Regions from separate parts of the Homo sapiens genome. Here region 1 is linked to region 2. The links are chromatin contacts, found by Hi-C or POLR2A ChIA-PET in ENCODE. All regions are on one chromosome and are shown on one strand. The core of a region is the stretch at or near the end of the contact, and the rest is flanking DNA. Distances in the headings are between cores, read along the strand shown. Region 1 holds the start of PI4K2A (phosphatidylinositol 4-kinase type 2 alpha). Region 2 overlaps SFRP5 (secreted frizzled related protein 5).

Region 1 (3,256 bases), core at 238-2,737, 120 kb after region 2:
CACAGGAGAGATGTCAGGGAAAATCTGAGGAAACTTTGACACCCATAATTTAAATAACAATACATCTTTCCAATGACCCATTGCAGCACACCTGAAAATTTCCCTGAAACTTCCCTGAAAACAGGGAAGACTTGGTATTTCTTAAATTCTGCAGTTCTCAAAAGGATAAAGGTCACTTCTCAGATACCCTGGTCACTCCATGCCCCATCCTATAACCATCCCCCTTTATATACAGGCAGGGGACAAAATAAAGGTCGGCAAACGCTCTGCCTTAGTTGAAAAGCAGGCTGTTGATAGCCCTGGGAGAGAAATGAAAGAAAAAGTAGCTGATGGCCCCATGTTTCTAAAACTCCAAGTTCTATCTAAACTTTGGAGTCGTCAAAAAGTATTTGAACCCTTTCCCAGAAGTGAGCAATACCCAGGGCAGATGAAACTGGTGAGTCCGCCCATTCTTTCTTCAACGTCTGTTAATAAGAGCTGGGACGGTGGCAGGGGACATCCCCCACAACATAGAAGGCTGGAACTGAATTCTCAGATCCCCTGATAGGTCACCCATCCTCCTCCGTGAACAGCGACACACTGGTTCGGTCGGTCCAAAAAGAGAGAACAGGCCTAAAGCCCCAAATCTGCAAGTCGGCGGCCGAATAGCTGTCCCAGTAGTGTGAAGCTAAGTACCCTACTAGAAAGCAGTCTCTGTCCAGCGGCGGATTGCCCCACCACACCGCTGAGCCCCCGGCCCGTATCTGGTCAATTTCCTCTTTTCATTTTCCGCTCACTCCTCCCCCACCAAGTAGGTTCTGATTTATTTCTCCATTCCGCAGAGCGTCCCCAGCTCCAGTCCTCAGTGGCATCCCTAAATCCTGCCAGGGGCTGGTACTGTGAAGTTTCTCCCTTTTCCCTCTGGCTGTGCGAAGCCCCCAACTCCCCAGGAGCGCCGCCGGCCCTCAGCCCGCGGCGGCGGTCCCCACCCCCGCACTCACCCCCTGAGGGTCCTTGACGAAGTAGCTTCCGCTGGAGCCCTGGTAGATGCGCTCGGGAAAGATGCAGCGCTCGATGGCCAGCTCGGCCTGCCGCACCACCGCCTCGAACTCAGGATCCTCCGGGAACTCGTTCCGCTCGCGGTGGGCCTGAGCGGCGTGGGCTGCCGCCGCGGCCTGAGCGGCCAGAGCCTGGGCCTGCGCCGCCACGGTTTGGGTCTGGCCCTGGGCCGCCGCGCCCCGGGCCCGATCCAACAGTGGCTGCCGCTCGCGGTCGTGGCCCGGCGAGCCCGGCGGAGAGGGGCCCGAGCCGGCCGCCGCCGCCACTCGGACCGCGCCCCCGGGCACCTGCGGAAAGTGAGCGCCCGAGCCCGACGGGAAGGTGTAGTCCGGGGGTTGGGCCCGCTCGGGGGACACTAGTGGGCTCGTCTCGTCCATCCCTCAGACAGCCGGCTCCGGGACCCGGCGCGCTCCACACCACTGCGCTCGCGGCCGCGACCAATCCGTGACATCCCCCAGGCCCCGGCCGGCCAACCAGGTCGCGACGCCTCCTTGGCCCCGCCTCTAACCTGCCCTGTTTACTTGGCTACGAATAGGCACGGCCCCTCGCGCGCGAACAGTAGCCAATCAGAACCTGCTCCTACGCAATCGCTGCCTCCGCATTTTTCTCCCCGTCACCTTCTGTGAAGACTGCGCATGCTCCAGGACCCAACCTTGGGTCAGGCACGCCCCCTGCCCCTACTATACCAGCGCCACGCTTAGCTTCCAATTGGCTTACTGGACTTGGGCGCTTTCAAAACAGCAACTATCCTGTCAGTCACTCATTGAGTGCCTACTCTGAACCGGCTGTGAGATTGGAGGAATCTCATCTATGTATCCTCATTCATTCAGTCAGGCACTCATTCATTTATTGAGCACGTACTATGTTCTAAGTGCTAGGGAGACAGCAGTGAAGCAAAGAAACAAAGCTGCTGCTCTACCTCGATGAAACGTTTTTTTTGGGGCGGGGGGTTTGTTTTTTGGGTTTGTTTTTTTTTTTTTTTTGAGACAGAGTGATCAGTCTCCAAAAAAAAAACGACAGAGGTCAAGTGATCTGCCCACCTCGACCTCCCAAAGTGCTGGGATTACAGGTGTGAGCCACTGCGCTTGGCCTGGAAGTAGGTTTTTAAAGGAAAAGAGGCAGTTCCTAACTTGTTTACCAAGAATTTACATTAAAATAACAAGTTATAGATTGGCTATACATTGTACTTTGTATCCCAAATTCGTATCTCAGTTGACCTAACATACTTCCAATGTAGATGTAACAATGTCAGGTTACACTTCAAGTTCGCAGGAACTTGAAGGTAATGGGTGAAGTAGCCAGTCAGGATAAAATGTCTTAACAATTGCCTCCAGGTTTTCCTAGGAAGCCCTGAAGATTTCTTTTTAAAATATTATTATTATTTTTTTAGAGTTAGGTTATCTCTATGTTGCCTGGGCTGGTCTTGAACTCCTGGCCTCAGGCGATCCTCCTCCCTCAGTCTCCCAGAGTGCTGGGGGATTACAGGTGTGAACCACCCACAGTGCAGCCAAAAAATAAAAAATTTTTAAAAGAAAAAAACCCGCCAGGCACAGTGGCTCACGCCTGTAATCCCAGCACTTTGGGAGGCTGAGGCAGGCGGATCACCTGAGGTCGGGAGTTCAAGACCAGCCTGACCAACATGAAGAAACCCTGTCTCTACTAAAAATACAAAATTAGCCGGGCATGGTGGCACATGCCTATAATCTCAGCTACTCGGGAAGCTGAGGCAGGAGAATCGCTTGAACCCAGGAGGCAGAGGTTGCAGTGAGAAACTCTGTCAAGAAAGAAAGAAAAAGAGAGAAAGAGAAAGAAAGAAAGGGAGAGGGAGAGGGGCAGGAAGAAATAAAGAAAAGAAAGGGAAGGAAAGAAAGGAAAGAAAGAAAGAAAGAAACCATTGCCCCAGAGTGTGGGTGTGGAAGGCATGACTGAAGTCCCATACTCATGTCTTTGAGCCAATAGACTGTGCATACATCACACAGAGCTCAGACTGCTCTAAGCTATCTTTCCTTCTCAACCTTATAGGAATTCAAGGCCAGCCTGGGCAACATAGCAAGACTCCATCTATTTTTTAAAAATTAATTTTTTTAAGGAGTTCCTAGGAAAACCCAGGGGCAATTGTTAAGACATTTTATTCCTGACTCGCTGCCTCACCCATTATCTTCAAGTTCCTGTGAAGATACAAACTTGTGATACAAAGAATAATACATAGCCAATTAAT
Region 2 (3,072 bases), core at 381-2,880:
CCCCAGCTTGCCCATTTCCCTGCCCCAAGGCCCAGAGCTCCCCCCAGACTGGAGAGCAAGCCCAGCCCAGCCTCGGCATAGACCCCCTTCTGGTCCGCCCGCGGCTCGATTCCCGGGATTCATTCCTCAGCCTCTGCTTCTCCCTTTTATCCCAATAAGTTATTGCTACTGCTGTGAGGCCATAGGTACTAGACAACCAATACATGCAGGGTTGGGTTTTCTAATTTTTTTAACTTTTTAATTAAATCAAAGAAAACAATAACTGGTTTGGACCAGGTGGTTTCTTTGTCAGCTGGTTCCCAAGAGGTGGGGGGAGAGGGAGGTTTAGAATGGAGCTTCAAAAAGAAGCCCTTATCTTAACCCATGGCCTGGCCACATAGACCTCCTTGGAATGCCTAAGAAAAGCAAGGCCTGTGTTTTTGTAGTACATAGCAAGGGTCACCCTGTCATTCTGACCGCTAAGTGAGGGATGGAGATGGCCGTTCTTTTGTCCCTGAGGAGGAATGGAGGTGCCAAGTTCCCAGCTTCTCCCACAGTCAGAAGACTCCCATGGTCCTGCAGCAGCTCCCCGAGGAGGTCAGGGCCTGATCAGAGGAGTCCAAGAAGGTGGGGCCACAGGGAACTATCGTGAAAAGCCTGAGGCCGAAGACGTGTCACTCCTCCCCTTCGGCTTTCACACACCGCGGGCACTGCTCCTTACCTGTCCCTGGTCCAGCAGCATGAGCATCACCTGGGAGCTGGTTAGAAAGACAGCATCTGGCCGGGGGTGCGGTCGCTCATGCCCATAATTCCAGCAGCTTGGGAGGCTGAAGCGGGAGGATCCCTTAAGCCCAGGAGTTCAAGACCAGCCTGGGCAACACAGTGAGACCCTAACTCAACAACAACAACAAAGAAATGCAGACCTGCTGTATCTGAATCTGCATTTGAACACATAAACATTAGAATCATCTAGGGAGCTTTTATAGAATCCTGCACCCTACTCTAATGCAATTAAATCAGAATCTCTATAGGGTGTTCAGGAGTTGGTGTTTTTAGATGCTCCCTGGGGTGATGTGTAGCCAGGATTGAGAACTACTATCTAGATAAGGTGACAACTGAGACAGGGAGAGGGCAAGGGGCTGAGGGGGTGCCCCAGTGGGCTCAGAGCAGATGGGGGCTGCTGCCTTGAGGTAGATGGACAGGGAGGGGAGACAGCTTGGGAGGCGAGAAGCCACCCCCACTCTAATGGGCAGACTATGGACAGGGCAGTGCCAGGAAGGAGCTCCCTGGGGGGGTCTGTCAGCAGATGCCAGATGTACCTAGAGCAGGGGGCTAGGGGCACCCCCTGAGGGGCTCTCCCCACCGGTGGGGGTAAAGCTGGGATGCTGTCCAGTCAAGGCCTGGTGTTCCTCCAAGACAAAGGAGCCTCATTCTCTGGAACTGAGGAAAGCCTTGGCTTCCGCTCCCAGAGGTGAACGTCACCTCAGGGAAATGACTCCAGAGGGGCCAGGGGCTGAGTTCTTCTGTGGGCCATGAGCGCACATTCGCCTGAGGTCTGGCTAGCAGGTGGTCCGACAGCGCGCCCATAAATCACCCCGGGCAGGCAGGTGGCCTCGCCGCAGGTCAACAGCTGCACAGGCCGCCTTGCTCCTCCCTCACCCATCCGCGCCCAAACCCTGCCCAGTGCACCTGGCTCCCTGAATCTGCGCCTTGTCTCCCAGCCTCCTACCCTGACCAAATGTTTACGGACACTTCTGTGGTCAACCAGGACCAGGGATGATTTTCCATGGCACACACAGGACTGGGTCTGCCCTGGCTGAAGTACTACACTGACTTCTGCCAGATGCTGGCAGCTGTGGGGCAGCAGGGCGAGGGGAGGACTCCCTTAGCCCATCCCGTGAAGCCCAGGAAGGCACTCCTCTACCCCCACAAGGGGTCAGGGCCCAGCTTGAAACATCTGCTGTCCCCCAACATCTGCTGTCAGACTCGCCAAGAATCTCTTTTCTGGGACCAAGAAGAATCTTCCCAAAGACCAGGGAGGTCCTTCCAGGCTTGAGCCCCACCCTTCATTCCCTTCAGTCACACAAGACTCCCTCCCGCTGGCTGGAGACCCAGCAGCTGTGCTGCCCCAAGAGCACCTGGGTGCAGTGAACGATGCGGCCCCCAACCACACATAACAGAAACCCCAGGAACCGAAACCCCAGCTTCTCCACACAAGAGGGGTGGAGGTGGACAGGTGGGAGGTCTATGTCCAACTGCCTTCCTGCTCTGCCATGGGGTGACGTTTGCTCTCGTGGTTATAGACAATGCCTCCTTCCAACTTCTCCACCACATTCCAGACAGCAAGGCGGGGAAGGGCGAGGAGCACAGCTTGTCAGCTGCCTCTGGCCCCTTTGATCAGGAAAACAGAAATTTCCCCAGCAATCCCACCTAGTAGATTTCCACTTCTAGCTCACTGGCCAAAACTAAGTCACATGGCCACCCCTAGGTGCAAGACAGCAAAGGAAGTCAAGCTTTTTCAGCTGGGGACAAAATCAGAGTTCTAATAAAGAACAGGACAGACAGGGGAGGAGGCAGCTGAACACTCCGTGTTGGGGTGAGAAGAGGCAGATACAGTCCAGTCCTGGCTTCTAATCCTGTGACTTAGTGACTGCGTGACATCGGGAATAGTGCCCAGCTGTAAAATGGAGTAAAAATGTCTATTTCACAGGGTTGCTGAGGGTTAAGTGGGAAAATGCATGAAAAGTACAACGCACAGCATGTAGATGTCCATTAAATGGTAATGACTATTTTTATTAACCAAAAGCCATGACCTAGCAGTGCCTGTCCATAATAGGTGCTCAGTAAAATTCCTAATTGATTGATTAATCAACTAAGAAACAATATCGGCAGGAAGGCAGGGAAAAGACAAGAGTATCTTATCTAAAAGCCAGAACGCTACTTTCAGAAGAGAGCTAGAACCTACATTTGGGGTTTTGCTTCAGAAATACAGGTGGTGGTGTAAGCCAGTATCAAGCCAATATCAATAAATATCAAGGCCATGATGGGTGGCAGGCACTACTCAAAACTTTTGCATATGATCTTTTCTCTTTT

Evidence for each region. Hi-C counts contacts between places; a loop is a spot of excess contacts on that map. ChIA-PET counts read pairs that join two places held with the same protein, here RNA polymerase II (POLR2A). Pooled maps may share reads with other maps.
Region 1: a loop to region 2 is called in a pooled map, with 2.4 times the contacts of the local background. The contact joins the promoter of PI4K2A here to the enhancer-like site in region 2. A Hi-C loop is called at or near these places in 1 of 50 pooled maps. POLR2A ChIA-PET finds 5 or more read pairs at or near these places in 3 of 52 experiments (HEK293, HEK293T and Panc1).

The regions. Positions count from the first base shown.
Region 1 is chr10:97,638,902-97,642,157 of GRCh38, reverse strand. It overlaps PI4K2A (phosphatidylinositol 4-kinase type 2 alpha), which reads right to left and starts at 1,487. Exons shown (of 9, transcript NM_018425.4): 1 at 981-1,487. The coding sequence starts at 1,415. RefSeq lists silencers at 1,168-1,397, 2,562-2,745.
Region 2 is chr10:97,763,941-97,767,012 of GRCh38, reverse strand. It overlaps SFRP5 (secreted frizzled related protein 5), which reads left to right. Exons shown (of 3, transcript NM_003015.3): 3 at 1-262. Among named protein-coding and RNA genes, the nearest start is that of SFRP5, 6.5 kb to the left of the region's middle. RefSeq lists an enhancer at 2,267-2,561. Within about 2 kb of position 1,630, at least 2 of the 41 ENCODE cell types and tissues checked have a DNase peak (open chromatin) inside an H3K27ac peak, as active enhancers do.